2 separate regions of the Homo sapiens genome follow, and region 1 is linked to region 2. Evidence: chromatin loops called from intact Hi-C (ENCODE). Cell type or tissue: CD14-positive monocyte. All regions are shown on one strand. Each heading gives the region's core, and the rest is flanking DNA. Links, peaks and the distances in the headings are about the cores only. Region 1 has its middle 38 kb from the start of CHASERR. Region 2 has its middle 85 kb from the start of CHASERR.

Evidence for each region. A loop is a pair of places that touch in the nucleus more often than their neighbours do. Peaks named below come from ENCODE experiments on the same cell type or tissue, not always from the same donor. Only the 100,000 strongest peaks of a DNase experiment are listed, where the experiment ranks them.
Region 1: a loop joins it to region 2, with 7 times the contacts of the local background. A loop is called at or near these places in 31 of 110 quality-filtered maps.

What each region holds. Positions count from the first base shown.
Region 1 is chr15:92,842,642-92,847,032 of GRCh38, forward strand. No RefSeq gene overlaps it. Among named protein-coding and RNA genes, the nearest start is that of CHASERR, 38 kb to the right of the region's middle. RefSeq lists an enhancer at 2,473-2,572 and a silencer at 4,164-4,364. In CD14-positive monocyte, for the core only: no CTCF peak of the experiment used is centred there; DNase peaks (open chromatin) are centred at 2,280 and 2,710; H3K4me3 peaks cover 1,658 bases; H3K27ac peaks cover 2,893 bases.
Region 2 is chr15:92,795,295-92,799,685 of GRCh38, forward strand. It overlaps the pseudogene ASB9P1. Among named protein-coding and RNA genes, the nearest start is that of CHASERR, 85 kb to the right of the region's middle. RefSeq lists an enhancer at 2,487-2,656. In CD14-positive monocyte, for the core only: CTCF peaks have their summits at 2,003 (motif pointing right) and 2,203; a DNase peak (open chromatin) is centred at 2,037; H3K27ac peaks cover 470 bases.

The sequences.
Region 1 (4,391 bases), core at 325-4,324, 47 kb after region 2:
ACTGCACTCCAGCCTGGGCGACAGAGCGAGACTCTGTCTCAAAAAAAAAAAAAACAAAAAACAAAACTTTTTCCTACTCTTCATTATCTCTTTCCCAGAGGTGAATTTTAACTTGTTACAGCAACAATTCTGCAAGTAATGTCCACATGCTGATTTCCCTTCACACATTGATGCCAATTGACGGGACCATAACAAGCCATTGTCCTCTTTGTGACTGTTGACCTTTTTCATAGGCTGCATGGAAAGCAGGGAGAATTACTGTGCTCAGGTAGACAGGAGTTCTAGTCTGGCTCTTTCTGTCGTACCTGTGTGGTGGTGTGCCTCTTTCGCCTGTAAAGTGGAGATAAAAATGCCACTTCGGGGTTTTATTTATTTATTTATTTATTTGAGATGGAGTCTCGCTCTGTCACCCAGGCTGGAGTGCAGTGGGGTGATCTCGGCTCACTGCTACCTCCGCCTCCCAGGTTCAAGTGATTCTCTGCCTCAGCCTCCCAAGTAGTTGCGATTACAGGCACACGCAATCACACCCAGCTAATTTTTGTATTTTTAGTAGAGATGGGATTTTACCGTATTGGTCAGGCTGGTCTCGAACTCCTGACCTCAGGTGATCCATCTGCCTTGGCCTCCCAAAGTGCTGAGATTACAGGTGTGAGCCAGTGGACCCGGCCTACTTTGGGGTTTTAGAGTGGAGGAAATGAGATGATATCTATAGATGTTAGCTCCTGCCTTTCCATTTTCTTTTTTGTAAACTCTTTGACAGGGTCCCCAACTCCCAGGCCATGGACGGGTGCTGGTCTGTGGCCTGTTAGGAACCAGGCTGCACAGCAGGAGGTGAGCAGCAGTGAGTGAGCATTACCGCCTAAGCTCTGCCTCCTGTCCGATTAGCGCGGCATTAGATTCCCATAGGAGCATGAACTCTATTGTGAACTGCATGTGAGCGGGATCTAGGTGGCCTGCTTTTTATGAGAAGAATCTAACGCCTGATGATGTGATCTGAAATGGAAGCATTTCATCCTGACGATATTGCCTCTTACCTGGGCAGCAGAGTGAGACCCCAATTCAAAAAAAAGGAAGAAAAAAGAAAAAATTTACACTATAGGGAGTTGCTGATATTTTTAATCAAATGATATTTCAAAGCAAATGAATCCCGTCCCCATGGAAAAATTGTCTTCCATGAAACTGGTCCCTGGTGCCAAAAAGACTGGGGACTGAAATGAGAATTTTATCTTTCTTCTTTTTCCTTTCCCTTCCTACCTTTTTTTTCCCTCCCGCTTCTCCTCTTTGTCCTTCTTACCAAGGCCCTTTGAAGCCACAGGAACCCAGCACACTCTATGCCTTCCCTCAACAACAAGCCACATCCCGCCCCCGCCCCCCATCTCATCAGCTGTCTTTTCCAGTCTCCTGTCTTAGGCGGGCAATTGGCAATGGGTGGTGTGTCAGCTTGTCAGCGGGTACACTGGAATCTATATACGTACCTATGCTCCTGTTACCAGCACCTCAACTTTGATTCTCTAGTTTAATAATATTTTCAATTTCTCATCGGCTAGCCTCACTTTTTTTTTTTTTTTTTTTTTTGAGATGGAGTCTCAATCTGTTGTCCAGGCTGGAGTGCAGTGGCGCGATCTCGGCTCACTGCAAGCTCCGCCTCCCGGGTTCACACCATTCTCCTGCCTCAGCCTCCAGAGTAGCTGGGACTACAGGCGCCTGCCACCACGCCTGGCTAATTTTTTTGTATTTTTTTTTTAGTAGAGACGGGGTTTCACCGTGTTAGCCAGGATGGTCTTGATCTCCTGACCTCGTGATCCGCCTGCTTCGGCCTCCCAAAGTGCTGGGATTACAGGCGTGAGCCACCAGGCCTGGCCTTTTTTTTTTTTTTTCCAGAATGGAGTCTTGCTCTGTCGCCCAGGCTGGAGTCCAGTGGTGCAATCTTGGCTCACTGCAAACTCCGCCTCCCGGGTTCAAGTGATTCTCCTGCCTCAGCCTCCCAAACTCCACCTCCCGGGTTCAAGTGATTCTCCTGCCTCAGCCTCCCAAGTAGCTGGAATTACACGCATGCACCACCACACTGGACTAATTTTTGTATTTTTAATAGAGATAGGGTTTCACCATGTTGGCCAGGCTGGTGTCAAACTCCTGAATGAAAGTGATCCACCTGCCTCGGCCTCCCAAAGTGCTGGTATTACAGGAGCGAGCCACCGCGCCCAGCCTAGCCTCACTTCTTTCCAGCAAGTCTGTGGGATTCCTTTCATTAAGGAATTTCACAGCAAAGTCCCCTTCACCTGATTGGGACATCTTTGATTGCTCACTATGTTTTCACGGAACCTGGTCCTTTTCATTCCTTCATTCATAGACCTTATTTATACTTCTGCCTTCAATTCTTTGTTTTCATAACGCACCAGCCTTTCTCCAGTAGTACCTGGTACTTCACTGAACATCAAACTAATTCCTGTGAATTTCAACAACAAAAACAGACCCTTTCTTCAAATTTCCCTCATTCTTTCCTCAACCTCTCCCCTTACTCCTGCTTTGTACTTTGTATCTAACAGTGGCTGTACCTTTTGGAACAGTTCTGAACTGTTTTATGCTATGCAGTGCAGAGAATGCACTTTCTTATAGTCTGAAGTTGCTGGCAGAGCAAAAAGAAACAAGAAACAAAAGCAGCAATTCAGGAACTTCATTTAGTGAGATACACTTCCTCTTGGTAGTTTGCCAGCTAGTTTCTTTAGTGGGAAATGATATTTTGAAAGTAAATGACTACCAGTCAGAGGGGAGGGGTTGGTAAAGGGAATCAGTATATTAAACCAGATGCCTGTTTCAACTGATGTTGTCATTCATTATTAAACCATAGAAAAGAGATACATTCACTGGTAAATGCAACTTATTATTATTACAACTTTGTTGCCTGTTTTTCATGTAGAGGAGAATTAAAAAAAACTGTGTTTGATGATGAATTGCTGTAGATTACAAAAGCCTCATAAAGTACATTAAAACAAATCTAATCATTTACAAGTGCACAAAATAGATCACATATTAAAACTTTTGTTTTCTTGAGAATTAAAACCTTGAAGTTATCTGTATGTTTCCTTACTTTATATTAAGGGATCTATTTTTTTTTTTTAAACAGAGTCTCGCTCCGTCACCAGGCTGGAGTGCAGTGGCGTGATCTCAGCTCACTGCAACCTCCACCTCCTGGGTTCAAGCGATTCTCCTGCCTTAGCCTCCTGAGTAGCTGGGACTACAGGGGTGCACCACCACACCCAGCTAATTTTTGTATTTTTAGTAGAGATAGGGTTTCACCATGTTGGCCAGGATGGTCTCAATCTCTTGACCTCGTGATCAGCCTGCCTCGGACTTTCAAAGTGCTGGGATTACAGATGTGAGCCACCGCGCCCGGTAATTTTTTTCCTTTTAATGTACTCCTTATGTTGCCCAGGCTGGAGTGCAGTGGCTATTCACAGGTTGGGATCATAGCTCATTTCTGCCAAGAACTCCTGACCCCAAGAGATCCTCATGCCTCAGCCTCCAGAGTAGCTGGGACTACAGGCATGTACCACTGCATATGGCTATTAAGTGGTCTTTAAATCAGGTTTTTTGTTCCTTTTTTGAGATGGAGTCTTGCTCTGTCATTCAGGCTGGAGTGCAGTGGTACGATCTTGGCTCACTGCAACCTCTGTCTCCTGGGTTCAAGCCATTGTCCTGCCTCAGCCTCTTGAGTACCTGAGATTACAGGCGCCTGCCACCACGTCCAACTAATGTTTGTATTTTTAGTAGAGACGAGGTTTCACCATATTGGCCAGGCTGGTCTTGAACTCCTGACCTCAAGTGATTCACCCACTTTGGCCTCCCAAAATGCTGGGATTACAGGCGTGAGCCAAAGCGCACAGCCTAAGGTATCTTTAAATCAATTTAACTATTAAGGTTATGGGTGGATATATATGCATTAAAGGGGCATTTTGCATTTCTCTGAACTTTTTTTCAAATGTATTCCATCCATTTATATAACTTGTTTTTGAGAATTGTCTGGTAGAAATCTTTGCAGTTATCTATTGGGGTTTTTCTTACTGAACATTATGATCTCTTCAGATGTAAAAACTATTAATTCTGTTTCATATTAACAATAAATAGTTCCCCTGGTCTATTGCTTGTCCTTTGAGTTTTGATTTAATTAGCTTATTTTTGGCCCAGAAGATTTATTTTTTTTTCTTTTAAAACATAGCTCCAAACAGCCATTGAAAGATTTACATTTTTTTCTGTTCAGTTCTATCCACTGAGTCATCCATAATTCATTTCATTGCCTTTGAGGCTAGAATAACCTACTTATTGCATCTTTTCAAGAACTATGTAGAGATGGGAGGAAAGTCCACCTTATGTTTATAGCCTGTCAACAGGGG
Region 2 (4,391 bases), core at 249-4,248:
GTCTTTATTGAAAATACAAAAAATTAGCCGGGCGCCTGTAGTCCCAGCTACTTGGGAGGCTGAGGCAGGAGAATGGTGTGAACCTGGGAGGCGGAGATTACAGTGAGCCCAGACTGCGCCACTGCACTCCAGCCTGGGCGACAGAGCGAGACTCCGTCTCAAAAAAAAAAAAAAAAAAAAAAAACAGGCGGCCTCTGGCGGGCCTCCAGCCAGTTAGACCATTTGACTAGGACGTGTGCAGCTCAGCCAGCCACAGAACTGGAATTTTTCAGGAGCAGGGGGAGCATGGAGTTTGGACTTTGCTGAGCAACTGAAGTGGAGCGCAGAGCTTGCTCGCTTAGGAGAGGGCAGCATGGATGGCAAACAAGGGGGCATGGATGGGAGCAAGCCCACGGGGCCAAGAGACTCTCCTGACACCAGGCTTCTTTCAAACCCATTGATGGGTGATTCTGTGTCTGATTGGTCTCCTATGCCTGAAGCTGCAATCTACGGACATCAGCTGTCTCTGAGGAACCTCATCAGCCACGGGTGGCTTGTGAACATCATCATGGCAGATCATGTTTCCCCACTCCATGAAGCCTGTCTCAGAGGTCATCCCTCTCGTGTAAAGATTTTATTAAAGCATGGAGCTCAGGTGAATGGCGTGACAACAGACTGGCACACTCCACTGTTTAATGTTTGTATCAGCAGCAGCTGGGATTATGCTTCTGCAGCATGGAGCCAGCGTTCAACCTGAGAGTGATCTGGCATCCCCCGTCCATGAAGCTGCTAGGAGAGGCCACGTGGAGTGTGTCGACTCTCTTACAGCTTATAGGGGCAAAAATGACCATAACATCAGCCACGTGGGCACTTCACTGTATTTGGCTTGTGAAAACCAGCAGATAGCCTGTGTCAAGAAGCTTCTGGAGTCAGGAGCAGACCTGAACCCAGGGAGAGGTTCCCCACTTCATGCAGTGGCCTTCATGAAGGCCCTCATGAAGGATTCCCCACTTCATGCAGTGGCCAGGACAGCCAGTGAAGAGCTGGCCTGCCTGCTCATGGATTTTGGAGCAGACACCCAGGCCAAGAATGCTGAAGGCAAATGTCATGTGGAGCTGGTGCCTCCAGAGAGCCCTTTGATCCAGCTCTTCTTGGAGAGAGAAGGGCCCCCTTCTTTTGATGCAGTTATGCCTAGAAATCAGAAGGGCTTTGGAATCCAGCAGCATCATAAGATAACCAAAGTCGTCCTCCCAGAGGATCTGAAATGGTTTCTCCTACATCTTTGTATGTATCAATGGAATGGATTCACAAACAATGTGAAAACATTATTGAGTGTTGTAGCCACTAGAATTTTAAAATCAAGTTAGGTTTATAGAGTTTGACTAGTTTTTTCGATTAGATTTGTATTAGTTATAAATTTGTTCATAGAGTTTGACTAATTTTTTCGATTAGATTTGTATTTGTTAAACTCTGAAGCCAGAGTTTAAACACACTGCATACGTTTGTATGATTAGTTAGAAGGCATGAAGACTTTTTTCCCTGCTTGGAGACTGTCTAAAATAACAGCTATTGTTTTGCATATCCACTGCAGGCCAAGCACTTTCAGCATCATCTAATTCAGCCCTCACAGCAACTGGGTCAATCTGTCCAATTTCCCAGGGCAAGGATAGAGGAGTCAGATTCAAATACAGGTTTTCTGACGTTAACTTATGTGATGATTTGATCAAAGCAGGATTTTCCAGCATCACTATCCTTGTTCCATCTCTGCTATATGGGAATGAAAATAAAGAAATGTATTTCAAAAAAATAAAAAGAAAAGAAAAACAGAGACGGTCTCCTGGAGTTGAATTCAGGTCTCCTCCTTAGATGGTGACCATGGGAAAGCAGCTTACACTCCCTTTGCTGGCGTAACCAGCAGGTACTGCTGTAAACTTCCTGGTACAATACCTGAAACAAGGCAAACACTCAACAGATATCTTGCATATATTGATTCCCTTCTCTGCCAGTACAGTAACATCATTGAGAATGGACCCAGCAGTATAATAACATCAGTCACCACTAGATGGCAGTAATGGCACTAAGTAATTAGTTATTAAGATGTCCTTTTTAACAAAATGAAGTAGCTAAACAACTACAAAAAAAAGACTGGTCCCTCTTAGACCTAAGTATTATTTCTATTACCTAGCTTTTACTCATTATTTCATTCAGCAAATATGTATTCAATGCCTACTATGTGTCAGGCACCACAGCAGGCAGTTAGGATACTAGGCTCAGCCAAGGAAGACACAGTACCTGCGCACACAGACCTTAAGGGGTAGGTAGGAAAACGGACAAAGAATCACACCAGTAAGATACCACAGCATAGTAAGTGCTGTGAGAGTACATAAGGAAGAAGCAGCCTGATGCGGGGAAAGGAAGGTGTCCCTGAGAAGCAGATGAGAAAAAGATGAAGGAGCCAAGATCCAAGGCAGATAGACGAGAGGTGAGGGGTGGAAACGGGGTCCCCAAGAAGAGCTTGCCAAAGGCTCAGGAGCAGGCTGGGGCCTGCTGCTGGAGGGACATGCAGAGGCCAGGGCTTGCATGCCTCAGGAGCCTTATTCAAGTTGGGAAGTTTTGTCTTTTTTTTTTTTTTTTCTTAAAAAAAAAAAGGCCTGGCGCGGTGGCTTACGCCTGTAATCCCAGCACTTTGGAAGGCTGAGTCAGGTGGATCACGACGTCAGGGGTTCAAGACCAGCCTGGCCAAGACGGTGAAACCCTGTCTCTACTAAAAATACAAAAAAATTAGCTGGGCGTGGTGGCAGGCACCTGTAATCCCAGCTACTCCGGAAGCTGTGGCAGAGAATTGCTTGAACCCAGGAGTCGGAGGTTGCAGTGAGCCGAGATCGTGCCACTGCACTCCAGTCTGTGCGACAGAGTGAGACTCCGTCTCAAAAAAAAAAAAAAGAGAGAGAGAGAGGCAGGCCAGGTGCGGTGGCTCACACCTGTAACCCCAACACTTTGGGAGGCCGAGGCAGGCAGATCACTGGAGGTCAGGAGCTTGAGACAACATGGTGAAACCCCATCTCTACTAAAAATACAAAAATTAGGCCGAGTGTGGTGGCTCACACCTGTAATCCCAGCACTTTGGGAGACTGAGGCGGGTGGATCACTTGAGGTCAGGAGTTCAAGACCAGCCCAGCCAACATGGCAAAACCCTGTCTCTACTAAAAATACAAAATTAGCCAGGCTGGTGGAGCGTGCCTGTAATCCCAGCTACTCGGAAGGCTGAGGCAGGAGAATCACTTGAACCCAGGAGGCGGAGGTTGCAATGAGCCAAGATTGTACCACTGGACTCCAGCCTGGACAAAAAGACCAAAACTTGGTCTCAAAATAAATAAATAAATAGATAAATTAATAAAAATACAAAAATTAGCTGGGCATGGTGGTGCATGCCTGTAGTCCAAGCTACTTGGGAGGCTGAGGCACAAGAATCACTTGAGCCTAGGAGGCGGCGGTTGCAGTGAGCCGAGATCGTGCCATTGCACTCCAGCCTGGGAGACAGAGCAAGACCCTGTCTCAAAAAAAAAAAAAAAAAAAAGAATGTTAAAGAAAAATTATTATTTATGACATTTGTTAAAAGGTGCTAAGGCAGACTTTATCCAAAAGGGGCCACAGTGATAGGTGTAGGGACCACTGCCACAGGGTCTTGCAGTGGGGACGAGAGATTGGACTCAACCCTGACTTCAACAAAGACAAGGGGAGATTTATACCCAAGGAGCACGATCTCAGCTCACCACAACCTCTGCCTGCCAGGTTCAAGCAATTCTCCTGCCTCAGTCTCCCACACACCCAGGTAATTTTGTATTTTTAGTATAGATGAGGTTTCAACATGTTGGTCAGGCTGGTCTCGAACTCCTGACCTCAAGTGATCCACCCACCTCAGCCTCCCAAAGTGCTGGGATTACAGGCATGAGAAGCCACGCCTGGCCTCAGATGAGACTCTTGTAATGCTTTTGTTTTTGTTTTCGTTTTTGTTTTTGAGATGGAGTCTTGCTCTGTCGCCGAGGCTGGAGTGCAGTGGCACGATCTTGGCTCACTGCAACCTCTGCCATCCCAGTTCCAGCGATTCTCCTGCATCACCCTCCCGAGTAGCTGGGATTATAGGTGTGTCTCACCACGCCCAGCTAATTTTTGTATTTTTAGTAAAGACAGGGTTTCAGCATCTTGGCCAGGCTAGACTTGAACTCCTGACCTCATGATCCACCGGTCTCAGCCTCCCAAAGTGCTGGGATTACAGGCGTGAGCCGTTGCACCCAGCCCGAGACTCTTGTAATGTTTTAATAGGCTTCAAATGTTTCTAAATAAGAAATATTAGGGCATATAAAAATAGAAATACCAGGCCAGGGGGCCGTGGCTCACGCCTATGACCCCAG